Linked DNA regions of Homo sapiens: region 2 is linked to region 1. A link is an interaction called in ENCODE POLR2A ChIA-PET data of the cell type or tissue named here. Cell type or tissue: A673. All regions are shown on one strand. Links, peaks and the distances in the headings refer to the core of each region. The heading gives the core; the rest is flanking DNA.

Region 1 (10,412 bases), core at 1,106-9,105:
CTTTCACCTTAGAAAACTGTGGGAGCTGATTAAACACTATATGTGCCTGGTGCCAGAGGTTGGGGCTGGTACTTAGAAGGGAGGATGAATGCAAACTGAAGACATAAGGATCAACTAGCATCTGGAAAGAGAAACATGAACCTACAAGGACAGACCTCTCAGTAACTCCAAGCTTCCACAGATAGTCTAATGTTCTGCCCTTAGTCATGGAGCTAAACATGTTTCTGGCCCGGGACTTGGAGAAGCTAAAGGAGAACATCTGGCAGGAGTTGAAGGAACTGTGGGCTGGATGTTGCCCAAGGCCAGCAAGGTGAGTCAGCAGATTACAAAAACATGGGTGAGCTGGGATGGGTGCCTGTGCCCTGCACAGACCTTCCAAGTGTAAAAACAAGCTACTGCTTCCTTCTCACCTTTCAAATACCATGCAAAATGCCTCCCATGAGGCTTGCTAATCCTGAGTCAGGTAGCAAAGGAAATTCTTGAAAAAAAATAAAAGGCCGGGCGCCGTGGCTCATGCCTGCAATTCCAGCACTTTGGGAGGCCGAGGCGGGTGGATCGCGAGGTCAAGAGATCGAGACCATCCTGGCCAACATGGTGAAACCCCGTCTCTACTAAAAATACAAAAATTAGCTGGGCATGGTGGTGGGCGCCTGTAGTCCCAGCTACTCAGGAGGCTGAGGCAGGAGAATCGCTTGAACCAGGGAGGCGGAGGTTGCAGTGAGCCGAGATCACACCACTGCATTCCAGCCTGGTGACAGAGCAAGACTCCATCTCAAAAAAAAAAAACACAAAACAAAACAAAACAAAACAAAAAATTTCGGTTTAGCCAAGCTGATACAATACAACCCCACACTCCTTCAACTAACTCCAACATGGCAGCAGTAGGGTTCATTTAAAAATACGAATCAGGCTGGGCACGATGACTCAAGCCTGTAATCCCACAGCTCTGGGAGGCCAAGGAGGCAGGATCACTTGAGGCCAGGAGTTCAAGACCAGCCTGTGCCACATAGCGAAACCCCATCTCTACAAAAAAATTTAAAAACTGGCCATGTGTGGTGGGTGACATGTGCCTATAGTCTTAGAAACTCGGAGGCTGAGGCAGGAGGATCACTCGAGCTCAGAAGTTGGAGGCTGCAGTGAGCTATAATCACACCACTGTACTCCACCCTGAACAACATAGCAAGATCTTGTTTCTAGAAAAAAATATATATATAATATATATAATATATATATTATATTATATATACCCACACACATAAATCAGACCACTTTTCTTTCCTAAAGTCTTCCAAATGTTTCCCATTGCATTTAGAATAAAATCTAAACTCTTTACTGTAGTTTACAACACTGCATAGGATCTGACCCCTACCACTTCTCAGAGCTCCTTGCATTTTGTACCACTTTCTCCTTGCTCACCATTGCTGAGCCACTGGCCTTCTTTTTTTTTTTTTTTTTTTTTTTTTTTTTGGAGACGGAGTCTTACTCTGTTGCTCAGGCTGGAGTGCAATAGCACGATCTTGGCTCACTGCAACCTCTGCCTCCCGGGTTCAAGTGATTCTACTGCCTCAGCCTCCCAAGTAACTGGGATTACAGGCACCTGCCATCATGCCCAGCTAATTTTTTTTTGTTTTGTATTTTTGTAGAGACCAAGCTGGTCTTGAACTCCTGACCTCAGGTGATTGCACGCCTTGGCCTCCCAAAGTGCTGGGATTACAGGCTTGAGCCACCACGCCTGGCCACCATTGGCCTTCTACCTATTCTTCAGTCACTGAGGTGATTCCTGCCTAAGAGCCTTTGCACCAGCTGTAACATCTGCCTGCAACATTCTTCCCATTGATTGATCTTCCGGTCACCAGCTCTTTCTTTTTATTCAGATTTCAGCTTAAACATCATCTCCTCAGAGACCTTCCTCCCTGACCACTTAATCTAAAGAAGCCCACCATACCTCAATATTCTCTGTCACATCACTCTGTCTTAATAGTCGTTTTCACCATTAGAAATTATCTTATTTATTGTTTGCTTGTTTATTTTCTCTTTCCCACCACCATCACTATCAGAATATAGGCTCTGTAAGAACAAGGATTTTCTTGTTTCTCTGCTTGGCACATGATAGTGCTCAATAAATGTTTGTGGAGGCAACTGTAAACCAAAAACAAAATTCTAAGCCCCCCAACCGACTGGATCCTTCATCTTAGCCAAGGGCGTTCCAAAGTTAACCTCCAAACTAGTTAAGGCCACGATAGGAAGGGGGAGTTGGACGTGCCTCATCATACTCTTCTCCCGCTGGAATTCAGGCACAGCTGACCAGCATTGACATTAAAACAGAGACTTTAAGACTGACAAAACAGACTGTAGCAATAAGATACCAACATGACAGATGGTAGGCCCTGAAAAAAATAGAAGTATTTTACCCCCAAATATATTTCTTTGATGTATTTTGAAATGGCCCTACAAAGTTGTCTCTTGTGGGGGAAATCTACATTCTGTAGAGAATCTACTTCCTTTTCTAGGTCTTTTCCCTGATCCAGGAGACAATTAACTAAGAGCGTGACAGCTTTCTAAGTCTGATAAGGAACATCTACAACAAGCTTGTTCAATCCACGCACCAAAACAGCTATGAATGTGGTCCAACACAAATTTGTAAACTTTCTTAAAACATTATGAGATTTCTTTGCAATTTTTATTTTTTTTAGGAAGGAGTCTGGCTCTGTTGCCTAGGCTAGGGTGCAGTGGTGCGATCTCGGCTCACTGCAACCTCCGCCTCCCTGGTTCAAGTGATTCTTCTGCCTCAGCCTCCTGAGTAGCTAGGACTACAGGCATGCACCACCACGCCCGGCTAATTTTGTATTTTTAGTAGAGACGAGGTTTCACTGTGTCAACCAGGCTGGTCTTGAACTCCTGACCTCAAGCAATCCGCCCATCTCGGCCTCCCAAAGTGCTGAGATTACAGGCGTGAGCCACTGTGCTGGGCCTTGCAATTTTTTTTTTAGTATATTCTATGTGTGACCCAAGGCAATTCTTCTTCTTCCAGTGTGGCCTAGGGAACCCAAAAGATTGAACACCCCTGATCTACAATGTATTCTCTCTAAAGCCTGCTACCTGGAGGCTTCATCCACATGGTAAGAACCTTGGTCTCCACAATCCCTAATTCTAACCAAAATACTCCCTTCTATTAATTCCAGGTCTTTAGATAATAGCTTAACTCTTTCAACCAACTGCCAATCAGAAAATATTTGAATTCACCTATAACCTGGAAACCCCCACTCCGAGTTGTCCCACCTTTCCAGACAGAACCAGAACAATGAGCATCTGACATGTATTGCTTGATGTCTTATGTCTCCCTAAAATGTATAAAACATTCTAGGCATGGTGGCTCACACCTGTAATCCCAGCACTTTGGGAGGCCGAGATGGGCGGATCACCTGAGGTCAGGAGTTCAAGACCAGCCTGGCTAACACAGAGAAACCTCTTCTCTACTAAAAATACAAAAAATTAGCCGGGTGTGGTGGCGGGCGCCTGTAGTCCCAGCTACTCGGGAGGCTGAGGCAGGAGAATTGCTTGAACCTGGGAGGCGGAGGTTGCAGTGAGCCGAGATGGTGCCACTGCACTCCAGCCTGGGCGACAGAGCGAGACTCTGTCTCAAAAACAAACAAACAAAAACCAAGCTGTAGCCTGACCATCTTGAGCACATGTTCTTAGGACCTCTTAAGACTGTATCTCGGGTCATTGTCAGTTATATTTGGGCTCAAGATGAATCTCTTCAAATATTTTACAGAGTTTGACTCTTTTCACTGGCAGAATGAAAAAAAAATTGGATTGATATGAGTTTATAGGTCTGCCATAACAAAGTACCATAAAATGGGTGGTTTAAAATAACAGAAATTGGGCCGGGCATGGTGGCTCATGCCTGTAATCTCAGCACTTTGGGAGGCTGAGGTGGGCAGATCACTTGAGGCCAGGAGTTCAAGACCAGCCTGGCCAACGTGGTGAAACCCCATCTCTACTAAAACAAACAAACAAAAAAAATTAGCCAGGTGTGGTGGCTCATGCTAGTAATACCAGCTACTCAGTAGGCTGAGGTAGGAGAACTGCTTGAACCTGGGAGGCAGAGGTTGTAGTGAGCCGAGACTGCACCACTGCACTCCAGCCTGAGGGACAGAGCAAGACTCTGTCTCAAAAAAAAAATAAAATAGGGCCAGGCGCAGTGGCTCACGCCTGTAATCCCAGCACTTTGGGAGGCCGAGTTGGGTGGATCACGAGGTCAGGAGATCGAGACCATTCTGGCTAACATGGAGAAACCTCGTCTCTACTAAAAATACAAAAAATTAGCCGGGCATGGTGGCGGGCACCTGTAGTCCCAGCTACTTGGGAGGCCGAGGCAGGAGAATGGCGTGAACCCGGGAGGCGGAGCTTGCAGTGAGCCGAGATCGCGCCACTGCACTCCAGCCTGGGCAACAGAGCGAGACTCCGTCTCAAAAAAAAAAAAAAATAAATAAATAAATAAAATAAAATAACAGAAATTGGCAAGGTGCAGTGGCTCACACCTGTAATCTTGGTACTTTGGGGGCCGAGGCAGGCGGATCACCTGAGGTCGGGAGTTCGGGACCAGCCTGACCAACATGGAGAAACCCCATCTTTACTAAAACTACAAAATTAGCCAGGCATGGTGGCACATGTCTGTAATCCCAGCTACTCCGGAGGCTGAGGCAAGAGAATCGTTTGAACCGGGGATGCTGAGGTTGCGGTGAGCCGAGATCGCACCATTGCACTCCAGCCTGGACAACAAGAGCAAATCTCGTTAAAAAAAAAAAAAAATCCACATCTACCATCTTCAAGTCATTCATGCGACCTCATTCCTCCTGGATGTCAGACAAGAATTTGGGTGCCATGAGTGCAGGTGCAAAAGGCTGTCACACTGACCCTCCACTGCTGTCCACAGACTGCAAAGCTAAAAGGGCACTGAAACACTCCTTCTGCAGCTTCATAGGTCACAGACAACCCCCCAGCCACTGCAGTGGGGGCTGCATGGAGTTTTGCTCCTGCTGGTGCCCAAAAATGCTCACGCCAGCTCCTGAACCTATTCATCTGTACTTCACCTCCAGCAAGGGGTAGATCCCGGAGGGACCAAGTTAATTGAGTCTGCCCCTGCCGGCACCAAAGTGGCCAGCTAGTTCTAGTCCCTGTGTACTCCAGTTTCTGCCCATGAAGGGGTCAGGGAAATATCCTGCTTTTCATAAGGACACCAGTCATTGGATTTACGGTTCATTCTAAAACCTAGATGATTTCACACTGAAAATCCTTAATTACATCTGCAAAGTCTCTTATCCAAATAAAGCCACATTCAAAGCTACTCAGGGTTAGGACTGGAATATATCTTTTTAAGGGACACAGGACAGATTTCAACTCATTACAGGGCTGATTAAAGGTTTCTATCATGCTTGCTTCTTCAACTGAGACAGAGTCCCTTATACTATCAGGCTTATAGATTAGACTCTAAACTTGAAACTGCCTATTAGGACTACTAGTGAATGCTTTATGCCACAAGAAATACAGACATTTTTAGGTAATGAAGAAAGGAAGATTTTTATGTTCCCCTAAAATATTAATATTACAGGGGTGTCAGTGGGGGTGTGAACAATAATTAATAATTAATTGAATTAATTCCAGAATTAGGAATTTATTTGATTGCAAATCTGTCAATGCACCTCTCAGGGTACGCTGAGTACCTGAATGCTTAACAATACTTGGCAATGTGATAAATTGCCTGGATTTGTAAGTAGAGTTTCTGACAATGTAACAGCTGGAAGGAGAAATGACCTTTGTTTTGCAATTGTGTTAACACTTAAGAGGCTTTAGAAACAAACCATTCTACTTTGCTGTTGGGAAGCCATTTGGAAAAATCAGGCTTGTTGGAACAAGTTGCTATGGGAGGAACTTAAAGCAAAGCATTGCTGGATAAGCTCAAAACTTCCTGTGAAAACTTGAGATATCCTCCCCACCTCTTGTTCTTCAAGAAGTCATTAAAGGGGAGGGAGAGAGAAGACTGAGTATTAAGAGAACTGTTCAGGCTGGGCGCAGTGGCTCACGCCTGTAATCCCAGCACTTTGGGAGGCCGAGGCAGGTGGATCACGAGGTCAAGAGTTGGAGACCAGCCTGGCCAACATGATGAAACCCCGTTTCTACTGAAAACACAAAAATTAGCCAGGCATGGTGGCGTGTGCCTGTAATCCCAGCTACTCGGGAGGCTGAGGCAGGAGAATTGGTGGAACCCGGGAGGCAGAGGTTGCAGTGAGCTGAGATTGCACCATTGCACTCCAGCCTGGGGGACAGAGCGAGACTGTCTCAAAACAAAACAAAACAAAAAAAAACTGTTTAGTGTTAGAAACAGAGGCACCATTCCAGCCATACAGAGCTGTCAATGAGGAAGATTACCTTTAGCCACCTGAGTTCAGATTTCTAACTACTAAAACCGTTGATCATAAGGTAAGTAAGTTCTTACTTTGGGTCAGAGAACACAACAAAAAAGCCCGGGACCTTAAATAAAAATCATGCTTACTAAGTATTTACCTAATTGGGAAGCCAGAAGAGATCAGTAACATCTCATATATTTACCCCTAGAATCTGGCAGACACCGGAGACAGACTTAAAGCCCACAACACTACTTGCAGATGGGGACTGAGAAAGGAAATGCTTAGTCTGTTCTGGCTTTTGTGAAGAAGGGCATTTTTTTTTTTTGGTAGACTCTACCTGTGAGAACTCTTATCACCGGCCTCCAGAAAGTAAGATCCAGAAACAGGAGAAAGTCACAATGTCAAGCTCACTTGACTCCATAAGCAAAAACTATCGTTCCTCCCACCCTCCTTGGTTGGCTCAGACCCTTGTCCTAAGAGTCAGAGTGAAACCGCCTTTGCAAAAATTACAACTGAGAAAATTGTGGTTGACCTAATCGACTCCATCTTACTTTCAAACCTTCAAGTTGTGCTTGTTCATTCTTGGGTGTGGGCCCAATGAACTTTGGGAGGAACTTAGTTTATAGTTTAGCTTTGAAACAAAGACAATAACAGCTCTTTCCCAAAATAAACACCCTTCCTGCCTGGGGGGCTAGACTGCTTTTTTTTTAAAGGACTAACAAATTAGCTACAGGATTAGAAATTATGGTTTAGGAGTCATGCAGCTGGAAGTGGCAAGATTCTGAACCTCCTCAAATTGTTCCTGGGAATAACATAACTATTGTAGAACCTAAGATCAGTGCTTGACGTATTTTGTAGACCCTACACTTCATGGATCGGCTAGCACCACCCAGATCAATAAACTGGCTCATCTGGTCTTGTGGCCTCCACCAAGGAAATGACTCAGTATAAGAGGACAGTTTCAACTCTCTATGATTTCATCTGTGAGTCAACCAATCAGCACTCCCGATTCACTGCCCCTGCCCCAACCAAATTATCCTTAAAAACTCTGATTCCCGAATTCTCGAGGAGGCTGATTTGAGTAATAATAAAACTCCAGTCTCCTGTACAACCAGTTCTGTGTGAATTAAACTCTTCGCTACTGCAATTCCCCTGTCTTGATAAATTAGCTCTGTCTAGGCAGTGGGCAAGGTGGACCCTTTGAGTGGTTACAAGGGGTGCATTCAGTGGTGTCGAGAGGTTGGTCTTGACTCTAAGGATGAACAAGTACGGTCAAAACCCTATGGGGGATTTCTGCCTGCTTCCAGGTAACTCTGGAACCTCAATACTACCGAATTTGAACCAACACATGGGAAGTGAGGAAGTGGGGCAGGAGTCGGGGTGTGGAACAGTGCAATACCTAACCAGACCCAGAAATCCAATAGGTATTATCACTAATGGAGCTTTAGAGATTTCCAGCAATCCTTTAGGAGACTGGGGCTAGCCTGTGAGCTGTAGACAGTCCAACTGTCCTAAGTAAAATACAGTACAGCCGTATTGTGCTTCATCTTCTGATCTCAACTTATCCTCCACCCTCTCCCTGCTCCCAGCTGCCCCACTCCTACACCACAATGCTCTCAGAAGTTGTGTAGCACAATGTACAAGAAGTTGCAAGTATTATTCTCAAGGAAGTACAGTATATGATGGGAAGGAGAGGGTTCTATTCACCAAAAATCATCTTAAGAAATAAGGATTTCTACTTTGGGAGGCCAAGGTGGGCAGATAACCTCAGGTCCGGAATTCGAGACCAGCCTGACCAACATGGTGAAACCCCGTCTCTATTAAAAATACAAAATTAGCTGGGCACGGTGGCGCATGCCTGTAATCCCAGCTAATCGGGAGGCTGAGGGAGGAGAATCACTTGAACCCGGGAGGCGGAGGTTGCGGTGAGTCAAGATCACGCCATTGCATTCCAGCCTGGGCAACAAGAGCAAAACTCCATCTCCCCTCCCCCCAAAAAAAAAAAGAAAGAAAGAAGGATTTCTTTGTTGAAAAAATTCTTTGACAGTTGCTTGGGGGTAGAAACTAACACCTGAGGGGTACAGATTTGGGTGGACTATCTGCAGAAGGCAAGCAGATGACTTTGTATGTTGTTCCACAGAGGGAATGGGAAGAGGAGAAAGGAAAGATAAGAGAGACGGGATGGAACCAGGAGATGTGAGCTCCTTGCCAGCCTGTCACTTAGGGCAGAAGGCAGCTTTAACACCATTAAAAGTCAATTTCAAAAAGTGTCTGTTTTTTAGCCGGGTATGGTGGCTCATGCCTGTAATCCCAGCACTTTGGGAGGCCAAGGTGGGCGGATCACCTGAGGTCAGGAGTTTGAGACCAGCCTGGCTAACATGGTGAAACTCCGTTTCTACAAAAAAAAAAAAAAAAAAAAAAAAAAAAAAAAAAAAAAATTAGCCAGGCGTGGAGGCGCGTGCCTATAATCCCAGTTACTCGGGAGGCTGAGGCAGGAGAATCGCTTGAACCTAGGAGCCGGAGGGTGTAGTAAGCCGAGATCGTGCCATTGCACTCCAGGTTGGGCAACAAGAGCAGAACTCCATCTCAAAAAAAAGTTAAAAAAAAACTCTGTTTTTAAAATATTCCAAAAAACATACAAAATATCCTAAAATTATGGACTCCTTTGAAGTACAATTATTTTGGTAAAAGATGAAAGATTTATAGGATCTGAAGAGAAACTAGAGAATCAAGTACAATTATTTGGATAAAAGATAGAAAAAGAAGAAGAAAATTTTTAAAAAGAAAACATTTGCATATAACAACTTTCTGAGCTTCTTGTTAAGAACCTGGTGAGCAGTAGGTGCTCCAAATTATTTCCTGCGTGAGTGACTCTCCTGCCACTCCCCACTTTCCCAACCTGTACTTCACACTCCAGCAACTACTTGTATTTCCTGTTTGCCATGCCTTTTCTCACTGTGTGTCTGTTGTGGTTGGAATATTCTCTGCCTATCTTTCCTTTCCCCACCCTCCTCCAAAAACACACTCTCTTGCCCACTAAGCAAGTTACTACTCATTTTTATCCCTGCCTCCTACTGTCTCCCATGGGAAAGGCAGTCTCTCATTTCCACCAGGTTTCAACTCAACAATCACAGAACTAGGCTGAGTGCAGTGGCTCATGCCTGTAATCCCAGCACTTTGGGAGGCCGAGGCAGATGAATCACCTGAGATCAGGAGTTCAAGACCAGCCTGGCCAACATGGTGCTAAAAATGCGAAATACTAAAAATGCGAAAATTAGCCGGGCATGGTGGCAGGCACCTACAGTCCCAGCTACTTGGGAGGCTGAGGCAGGAGCATCACTTGAACCTGGGAGGCAGAGGTTGCAGTGAGCTGAGATCGTGCCAATGCACTGCAGCCTGAGTGACAGAGCAAGACTCTGTATTAAAAAAAAAAAAAATCACAGAACTTCTCATTAAGGCCATCTCTGGCCATCTACTAAAATGCCAGCATCCCCACCCACACCCTCAAATCTTCACAGCCCTCTTCTGTGCTTTTCTCCTCAGTTCTTACTAATATTTAACATATTATATATTTTAACTTATTTGATCTGTTGTCTGTCTCCTTCAGTAGAATATAAAATCTATGAAGACATGGATTTTTGACTTTTTGTCTGCTACTCTGTCCCCCTTGCCTAGAACAGGACTTGATACACAGCGAGTGCTTAATATATGCAGAACGGATGGATGGATAGATGGCTGATTGAAGCTGCAGCTCAGGGACCATCTGTACCTGGAACCTCCAAGCAGATTTAGATGTTCTTTCCTCCTATATATATCTGCTCTTATCATATTGTATTAATACTTGTTTGTATGTTATTTTCCCCTCTGGGCTAGAAACTAATTTAAGGTTCAGGGCCTAACTGCTTCATCTTTATATAATTGGAAGTGAATATTTAGAGCTTGGTACCTGATATGTCTTTTCTTCTTTTTCTTTTTTTGAAACAGAGTCTCGCTCTGTCGCCC
Region 2 (10,412 bases), core at 1,063-9,062, 340 kb after region 1:
CTGAATGTCTTTGTTCTCCATCACCATTGGTTCTCCAGTGGCCTCTCTGCTCAGCTGTTTCTCCAACCCACTCATATTAATGTCTCTCAAAAACATCACTCCAAATCTTTTTTTTTTAATTCTTCATCTTAGCCATCATACTTTTGTGCATTTTTGGAGGTGATATTTCTCAAATGGATTATTGTAACAATATCTTAAATGATTCTGTTGTTTGCATGATCATACTTCTTTCCCTAGTGCATCCTCCGTTCTTTGAATAAAATGCACATCTCAGAATGAAATGCAAATCTGATCCTAAAGTCCATGTGATAACTCTTCAACCGCTCCCCAGTACCTTTGGGGAAAAAGCCTAGCTCCTGGTATGGCTCACGGGGCCTTCTATGATTTGGCCTCTGTCTTCTCCACTTTCTTCTCACTCCAGTCCTCCAAATGGTTTCTATGCTTTTACCATGCAGAACACTTGCAGTTCACTGGCAGGCAATTTCTCCTATACCTCTTCCTTTGGACCTGTGCACAATGCTTCCTCCTCCTTCCTTCCCAGCAAGCTGGTTCCTTGTCTGTTGGGACTCTACCTGTACTCAGGATCCTGCTCTTCTTGCCCCCTCAAGAACTTTCTTTTTTAGTGTTCCCATCTCTCTCACATTGTTAACCTCTCTTTATCTTCCCTCCACCACTCCCACTACTGTACAAATATACTTTTCAAATAGCAACAACAACAACAGTAATAATCCTTCCTTGACTTAATACTTCCCTCAAGCTACTCCTCTATTTCACTATGCCTTTCATTCAAATTTACTGAAAAGAGTCATCTGTATCCTCACTACTCAAAGTGCAGCCTATGGATCAGCAGCACTGGCATTAGTGGGAGCTCTAGTTAGAAATGCAGGATCTCAGGCCCCACTTCAGACCTACTAGAAAATGTATATGCGCTTTAAAGTTTGAGAAGCCCTGATTTATATTAGTGCTTCTCAGGTTTGGCACACTGATGCCTGAGACCCATCTATGGAGATTCCTATGTAATTGATATGGGGTGATGCCTGGTTATTGAGATTCTTACAGACTTCCCAGGTATTCTTAAATTCAGCCAAGTTTGAGAATGATGAGTCCACAATACTTCCTTACTTCCCCTTAGCACTTCAATCCATTACAATCTGGTTCTTGCCTCCACCATCAACAGAAAGGCCTCTTGATGAGTTTACCAACTGTGATGGTTAATTTTATGTGTCAATTTGGCAAGGCCATAGTACCCTGATTTTGGTCAAATGTCATTTTAAATGCTTCTGTGAAGGTATTTATTTATTTATTTTTGTTGTTTTACCTTTTTTTTTTTTAAGTCCCAGCTCTTGCAGAATGTGAAGGTATTTTTTAGATAAAATTAACATTTGAATCAGTAAGTAAACTTCGAGTTAAGCAGACTGCTCTCTATAGTGTGGGTGGCCTCATCCAGTCAGTTGAAGGCCTTAATAGAAAGAGACTCACCTCCCTGTAAGAAGAAGAAATTCTGCCAGCAGACTGCCTTTAGACTCAAACTGCAACTCTTCCCTGGGTCTCCAGCCTGCTGGCCTGCCCTGCAGATTTTGAGCTTGCCAGCCTCCACAATTGCATGAGTCAACTTCTTAAAATTAATCTCTCTATGGAGATTCTTATGTATATTTATTTTATTTAGGCAATTTCTCCTACACCTTTGGATTCTCTGTATATATTTATACATACTGTTGGTTCCATTTTCCTGGAGACCCCTGGTTAATATACCAGTAAACTTAATGTTGCCAAAGCCAATGATTAATTCTCTACCTCCCATCTTACCTAAACTCTTAGCATCTTCCTTCTTGAAAATGTCTTTGTCTTAGGTTTCATGACAGTATACTTTCCCGGATTTCCACTTACCTCACTGGCCACTCCTTCTTGGCTTACACTGTAGACTCAACATATCATCCCAAAGTTCCTTATGATATGATCAGTCCTAGGTGCTTTGCTCTTCTCTCCGTTTAATCTTTCCCTAGGTGATTTCATCCAATCACTCTGAGGCTGATGACACCCAATTCTTCATTGCAACCTAAGCCCTCTACTTTAAATTAATATGTGCATATTCAAACAGGCTACTCACCTCCTCCACCTGTCTGTCTCATTAGCACCTCAGACTCAGCACATTCGAACTAAACTGATTTCCACCCTGCACCCTGTACAAACTCATCCTCCCTCGGCTTTCTTTATCTTGGTAACTGACAATCTGGATATGCAGCTGCACCAGGCAGATTTCCAACAGTCATCCTGGACACCATCCTCTTCCTCAACCACACATCCAGTGTGAGGATGCTTCTGATCCAGTCTACCTCTGTAGTATATCTTAAATCTGTCCACTTTTTAATAAAATCTCCACAAGTCTCTTAGTTTAAGCCCCCCATTTGGGTATCCAGCACCACCCAGTGTTTTTCAGTGTGTGGACATCATACATCACCTGCTCTGGGAAGCATTCCCTGACTTCTTTGTCTTTGTTCTGCATACTTTCATAGCACTTTGTTTTTGAAGTAGCATAGCACATATTTTACCATATTATAATTTGTGTTTACTAGTTTGTCCATCCTGATAGACCGTGTTCCTTGAGAGCAGAAAAAGTGATTTTTATATCTTTATTCCTAGTGTCAAGCATAGTAGCTGGTACAGAATAGGCATTTTGTAAAGGTTTGTTAAAAGTTGAGTAAACAAGTGAATGACAATGTAAAGACAGCAGAAGTGGAAAAACCATATTTGAAACCAGTTGCTAGTTTATGATAGTAGTAAAAAAACAGCATCTGCTCTAAAGACTTCTATTTCTGTATCTTAGGGAAGATTGACAAAAAGGAAATTCTTTTAAAACTCTTTACCCAAGGCATAGTAACAAAAACTATGATCAAGTCCATGCGCAAAACACTTTATTTTTCGAGACTTAACTTTTGCATTTTACTCTTATTTAAAGTTCAACCGTGGGGATGTCCTGTCTGCTGTTTCTATGCAGTCACTTCTGGATCCCTTCTCTCTTCACAAAACAGGCACAATACTATTTTTACCAGAAAGGGATCCCAATCCAGATCCCGAGAGAGGGTTCTTGGACCTCGCGCATTAAAGAATTCGGGGCAAGTTCACAGAGTAAAGTGAAAGCAAGTAAGGAAGAAAGTAAAGTGAAAGCGAGAAAGTAAAGGAATAAAAGAATGGCTACTCCTTAGGCAGGGCACTGGTATGCTCAACTGAGCTACTCAACTGAGTATACTTACAGTTATTTCTTGATTATATGCTAAACAAGGGGTGGATTATTCATGAATTTTCAGGGAAAGGGCAGGGGATTTCCCAGACCTGAGGGTTCCTTCCCTTTTTAGACTATATGGAGTAACTTTTGGACATTGCCATGGCATTTGTAAACTGCCATGGAGCTGGTAGGAGTGTATTTTAACACGCTAATGTATTATAATTAGTGTATAATGAACAGTGAGGATGACCAGAGGTCTCTTTCATTGCCATCTTGGTTTTGGTGGGTTTTGGCCAGCTTCTTTACCACATCCAGTTTTATCAGCAAGGTCTTTGTGACCTGTACCTGTGCCGACCTCCTATCTCATCCTCTGACTAAGAATATCTAACCTCCTGGGAATGCAGCTCAGTACGTCTCAGCCTTATTTTACCCGGCCCCTGTTCAAGATGGAGTTGCTCTGGTTCAAATGCCTCTGACACTGACACTATGACTTAGAACACAAGGAGAAAAAAAGTTTGAATACATTTTTTTTTTCTGTTTCACAGACTATCCATACCCATGAGATTTTCTGGCTTAGAATCATTCCATTGGTCTATTAAATCTGTTTTCTTGCTTGAGGCAGTATCTTTGAGAAGGGAGAAAGGAGTCTAAAATCTACTTAGGCAGCTATACTGTAGAACGCGGAGTAGTGAGTACCTCTTTCTGCCAGGCCCTCAGAATCTGTATGCATACTCCCTGTAGGTACAGGTCTTCACATATTCCGTTTCAAGTGTCAAGGCAAGTGTCTGACACAAGCGCTAAGACTTACTTCCTCAAGCATCAGAACAATTAAGCTCTTCAAATATTCAAACAAGTCCATTTGATTTTCAAATTTTAGTCCCCATTCTGTTTCAGAACTTGGTTACCAGTGATTTTTATCTGCATTGGATCTACTTTAATAAACCCCACAGCCTGAATAGCAGCTACTAGGGTAGTGCCAGTGGATGTATATGGAGACTGGGCTGGAATGGCTGAGTGTGTGGGTGCGCAGCTGGGAGCAGCCATGGCAGTAAGGTAAGCAGAAGATAGGCACTGGGAACTGAGGTAAGTAGAAGATAAGCACTGTACAAAGTAAGTAAAGGAAGTAGGGTAAGTAGAAGATAGGCACTGGGAAGCATTAAAGGATAATTTTTAAAAGAGGATGTAACCATGACTCACACAGTTACAGAATGAACATGTGTCAAAGATTTTATTTAACTCGCTAGTTAATGAGGTAACTAGTAAGATGTTACAACTTGCTCAAATGAAGATAGAGATTTATATTTTCTACCAGACAAAATCCATTTGCATTGCCATATACAGGAATCATATAGACGAGAAACATTTACATTACCACTGGTTTTCTACAACTTAACTTCTATCTCTATAGAGTGGAAAATAAGCTTTGACAAAGACAACCAAAAGCTAGCGTAATCCAGATAGTTGAGCTAGACAGGACACCCACTAATCTCTGTTGTTGCCCAATTCAAAGTCTCCTAAGTTTTCTTAGTACAAGAATGTAAGCTTGTGGAAAGATGTGCTCCAAAAGAAAGACTAGAGACTGCTGGAATAATATTAATCCTAATGAGCACTTACTGAGCATTTAGTATATGCCAGAAAATATACTAGGCCCTTTACATACACTATTTCATTTTCCTTAGCTAGTAAGGAAGGTATTACAGACACAACAATGGAGGCTCATTGATACTAAGTACCATGAACAAGGGCACAGTGCTGAGTTAGGACTGAAAATCAAATTATCTCACCGGACTGTAGTAACGCAGCATCCCTACCTCCAACTGTAGTTTTTATATTTGGAACAACAGTAAAGTTGTGGTTTTCAAGGTCACAAATCTCCAACCCCAGAACTCTTCGCACTTGCCACTTTGCCTTATAGATACGGTGGTAAAAAGAACTGAATCAGCCAACAGGAGAGATAGTTCTACTCTGTCATTATCTAGCTATGTGAACTTGGGCAAGTCAGTTAACTACTGAGATGTTACTTCGCTTTCGAAATAGAGAGAACATATCCGATCTACCTAAGTCAAAAATTCTTTGAAAATCAATAGGTAAAATAGATGTGAAACACTTTGAAAATATAAAGTCCAGCGTGGCTGTTAGTGTTCTCTGTTGTTGGGTTTTGAAAGTGAAAAGTGAAGGCAAGCACTGGAAGTGGGATATCTAATTGCCATAGAAAGCACTAAAAAAAGTTTATTTATTTATTTATTTATCACAGTAGACAGCCAGTAACTTCTGATAAAAGGGAGTATCTGAAAACTGAAAGGCCCCATAGGAATGCCAACAACATTTCAGAAGTTTTCAACCCAAATTAAAGACGAAAAAAGTGAAGTAGATGGTAAGTGGAAGTAGCTTCTGTGTTTAGGGTCTCTAGTGTTTAATTCATGGTGCTCTCTGGGGCAGCTTATGATTCTTATCTAATTGCCTCTCCATGGATCTTACTGGCTCAGCAACAAGCTGAGCCAGCACCTGTAGTGTAGCACTCGGCCCTCAGATCACATGGTGGGGATGTACCTGTGGTTCACAAAAGTATTCTACAAGGTGTCTCTCCTGCTAAAGTAGAGAGAACTTTAGTAAGCATCTTATCAAACTAAGCATGGAAGGGACTGGCTTAACCCTCCCTAAACGTTCAGTACTTTCATTCCCTCTAAGTGGGAAAATGCCAATAGTTTGCAGTTCTTGGTCTTGTGGGATTACCGATTCTATTTTAGTCCTCATACATTATACATGATAAGTATAAAAGGAATTCATTTTTTTCTGATAGAAAAGAGACTTTTACCTTTAGAAACGAGAATCATAACTTAAGTTGTGGTAAAAAACAAAAACTCAACTTGTCTTATTTAAATGCTTTTGGGTTTAATTGTGGAAGACAGTGTGGCGATTCCCCAAGGATCTAGAACTAGAAATACCATTTGACCCAGTCATCCCATTACTGGGTATATACCCAAAGGAATATAAATCATGCTGCTATAAAGACACATGCACACGTATGTTTATTGCGGCACTATTCACAATAGCAAAGACTTGGAACCAACCCAAATGTCCAACAATGATAGACTGGATTAAGAAAATGTGGCACATATACACCATGGAATACTATGCAGCCATAAAAATGATGAGTTCATGTCCTTTGTAGGGACATGAATGAAGCTGGAAACCATCATTCTCAGCAAACTATTGCAAGGACAGAAAACGAAACACTGCATGTTCTCACTCATAGGTGGGAATTGAACAATGAGAACACTTGGACACAGGAAGGGGAACATCACACACCAGGGCCTGTTGTGGGGTGGGGGGAGGGGGGAGGGATAGCATTAGGAGATAGACCTAATATAAATGACAAGTTAAGGGGTGCAGCACACCAACATGACACATGTATACATATGTAACAAACCTGTACGTTGTGCACATGTACCCTAGAACTTAAAGTATAAATAATAAAAATAAAATAAAATAAATGCTTTTGGGTTTAAGTGAATGAAGTCATGAAGAAAGTGAGTAAAAATCTACTGCTAGCACCTAGCAGTAATTCAACTTTGTGAATTTAAGAAAAGCACCCTCTTCGGGCAAATTGACAAAAGGTGACCCTACTGGACATGACAATGGACATAGGCAACTCTCAGATGAATTAGAAAAGAGTGCCCCTTCCTATGAGCTGCCAGAGCTAGAGACCTGGCCCCAGGAGTGGAGGCAGAATTCAGCCCCACCCCTTCCTTCCTCCTCAAACTCATTATCTCATGGCAGGGGCCCAAATAACACATTTTATCCCCCTGTGCAAAACAAAGTCTATTTCTTAGAATTCAGCCTTCTTAGAAGGTCAATAATGGGAAATGCAGGGCTGTGTAAATAATTACATCTTCTTCCTACCATAACATCATAACTAGCACAATTATAAAAGACAGATAGGAAAATAATAATAGTCATGAAAATGATAATAATGTACTTTGAAGAGGAGGAACAGGTAAGGAATGGCATCAAAGGCTGGAGGCTGAGTAAACTTCATAAGGAAAAGTTCTTGGCTGATGGCCACCCAGCTTCAATATTCTGCCAGGGTGCCACTTGCATAATTTAAGAGAACTGATCCTTTTCCCTCACCTCTATTGCCACTTGTCCACACATTTATAATAATAGATTACACCTGGGCAGAGCTTGTATTGTACAGTGCCAAGTACTGTATATATATACTCACATCAACTGTGAAGCTGCTCTCTCCACTTTACAGACAAGGAAAGTGAGACAGAGAGAGGTTAAATAAACAGCCCAAGATTGTAGCTGATGTATTAATCCACAGCTAAATGGGTCTCCTTAAAGATCTGGAAAGCTGCTGACAAGAAGCACCGTCAAAGATGAGGTCAAAAAGGAAACTCCTTTTCAGTGATCCAGTACAGGACATTCTTTTTAGGCATGGAACCCTGGGATCTGTCATAAGTTATGAAACTTTGAACAAACCATTCCACTTCCACTTCCTCATCTTTGAAAGGAAGGCATTGGATGGCATGTTCACTTCCAGCTCTAAAATGCTGTTCCTCTAATTTACATGCAAAATAGCATGTAGACAGCCTTTAGGGCCATCTGAATGTAAATACCACATCTACCTTTTTGAAGCCATGGGGCCTAGCTAAAACTCAATTTACTCATCTATAAAATGAGAATAATAATAATATCTACCCCTTAGGGTTATTGAGAATATTAAATAAGAGAATAAATGTTAAAGCCTTTAGCATATCATTTAGCTTTGGCTATGTGACTAGTACATAGTAAGTGTTCAAGAAATTTTCCTTTATCACTATCATCATCATCATCATCACCCTGTGTGTAGGTGCTACTTGCGAAGGTGCTCCAATTTTAATTCCCTGCAGATGCAATAAAGAGTTGGCAAATTCCCAGCTGGGCGCGGTGGCTCACGCCTGTAATCCCAGCACTTTGGAAGGCCAAGGCGGGCGGATCACGAGGTCAGGAGATCGAGACCATCCAGGCTAACACGGTGAAACCCTGTCTCTACTAAAAATACAAAAAAAAAAAAATTAGCCAGGCCTGTTGGCGGGGGCCTGTAGTCCCAGCTACTCGGGAGGTTGAGGCAGAAGAATGGCGTGAACCCGGGAGGCGGAGCTTGCAGTGAGCGGAGATTGCGCCACTGCACTCCAGCCTGGGTGACAGAGCAAGACTCTGTCTCAAAAAAAAAAAAAAAAAAAAAAAAAGAGTCGGCAAATTCTCAGAGTTGGCCAATTTGGAACCAAGTATACTATGACTACCTTCTTTTAATGTTAAAAAATGTTATTTAGCTTGCTCTTGTAAAACTGACATTTCAGAGACTTTGGGTAAAGTGATCATTCAAAATCAATTCCCTTGAATTACCCCTACATGTTTCTGCAGCATGGTCTATAGAAGAAGAAAGAATTCATCATCATTTCTAGGAATATCCCCAATCATAATCCTAAGACTCCAGCTCAAAACAATAACTGGCAACTCTTCAATAATTAATTAAAGGAAGGCACACCCTCTTTTCAGCTTTTTGGGAAATTATACTATGCTATCCCACTATCCAATTTCATGTTATCTATCATTTAGAGGTAGCACAGTATTGTAAAAAAAAGGCATTGAACTGGAAATTGAGTATGGAAACTCAGATTCTAATTCCAGATTTGCTACTAAGTAGCTCTATGACTTTGGGCAACTCATTTGCCCTTTCTGTGTCCATTTTCCACCAGCAAAATGTGGGGCCTGTACTAGACAGGATTTATGGGCCCTTCTAAATCCAAGCTTTTGTGGTTGACTCCTAATAAATTATTTCATTGTTCTTATGACAGAGTGTAATCTCTTTACCTCTTTCCTCCCGCTCAGGGTGTACCCAAATGCCTGAATTCATACCCAGAATTAAGGGCTTCAGTTCAGCTCCCAGAACCTTGCTTATATAGAAACTATAGGTCATTAACAAAAGAGGTCTCCTGCTACTGTTGGGAGGACAATGTCAGGGCCATTGGAGATTGAAACCTCCATCCTGAAGAGTCTGTAAGGATGGATAGAATTTCAACACCTAATGTCTCCAGACATAAAACTGCTGAAGACATAAAAAAATTATTTAAACAAAAGAATGTGGCTCTAATATGTTGAAATTGCCATGGCAACTCACACCAGGGTCATAATATCAGTGGAAAGCAAACATCTGAGAATTGCATTATTATGTCTTCTGGTTCTCCAGCAGCTGACTAGCTGACTGCTTCAGAAGAATGAGGAGGCAGAAGTCAATACAGTCATAGCAAATGTCTCCTTCTTGTCACTGTCCACCCACACCACCTCCCCATGTGTTGAAAATACCTTGTGGCTGAGCCATCTGACTGGACATAACCCTTCTTTGAGGGAGGAGGGAGGGTTTTTCTATTCTTGCCCTGACTCATCTAGTGGGTAGGTGTCCAGAAAGCTGGTAGCCCCTGGGTTTGCAGACACATCACTTGTGGTTCTAGGGACCACTTGACCTTATAGAAGAGGGAGGCTGGGAAATGTCTTTATGTGAACCCGGGAAGAGGCAGCGTGGGTGAACATACAGCAGTGACTGTCCTTTAATTTAGGCAAAGATTCAACATGTAAAGAGCACCTACCATGGGCCAAGTATTTTGATGTATGGCTTCCTTTTGTCCTTGAAGTTTGTTTTAATTTGATTCTGCTTATACAAAAGTAACTGAGTTTCCTTGGGTGGGTGTAAAGGAAGGGTTCCCTCCTACCAATACTACTATAAATTAACTTTTATTGTATAGTTTTTATGACATAAATATATAAAGAGGTCTACTTTGTGCAAAACACTGGCAGGAAGAAGGAAAGACTGTGGGTATAAAGACAGTCCTTCAAAACAGTTTGCAGTTCTCATGGGGAATCAAAATGTGCGTCAATAATAAGGAGAAATCAGACAGAGGAGTGCTGGATATACAAATGGTCAGCCTCGATATTACAAAATAGGATTCTGATGATGCAAACCCACTCTTTTAAAGTTTGCTTTTTAAAAAATAAGTATTGCATCCACATGATACAAATTCCAGTAGGAACAAAATGCTATTCAATGAAAAGCCTCTCTATCTCCCTTTTCCCTTGGCCTTCCACTTCACATCTCCAGATGTAACCACATTGATAGTTTCTTGTGTAGTCTTACAATGTTTTCTAT

The links. ChIA-PET counts read pairs that join two places held together with the same protein. Peaks named below come from ENCODE experiments on the same cell type or tissue, not always from the same donor. Only the 100,000 strongest peaks of a DNase experiment are listed, where the experiment ranks them.
Region 2: POLR2A ChIA-PET joins it to region 1 with 14 read pairs; 2 of 35 experiments call an interaction of 5 or more read pairs at or near these places.

The regions. Positions count from the first base shown.
Region 1 is chr15:34,990,572-35,000,983 of GRCh38, reverse strand. All of the region lies in intron 2 of LOC105370764 (a long non-coding RNA gene), which reads right to left. Among named protein-coding and RNA genes, the nearest start is that of ZNF770, 7.5 kb to the right of the region's middle. RefSeq lists enhancers at 5,464-6,135, 6,589-6,638, 7,243-7,292, 6,567-7,766. In A673, for the core only: no CTCF peak of the experiment used is centred there; no DNase peak of the experiment used is centred there.
Region 2 is chr15:34,649,483-34,659,894 of GRCh38, reverse strand. LINC02252 (long intergenic non-protein coding RNA 2252) reads left to right here and starts at 4,131. Exons shown (of 4, transcript NR_146869.1): 1 at 4,131-4,276; 2 at 5,478-5,597; 3 at 8,119-8,211; 4 at 8,633-8,760. In A673, for the core only: no CTCF peak of the experiment used is centred there; no DNase peak of the experiment used is centred there.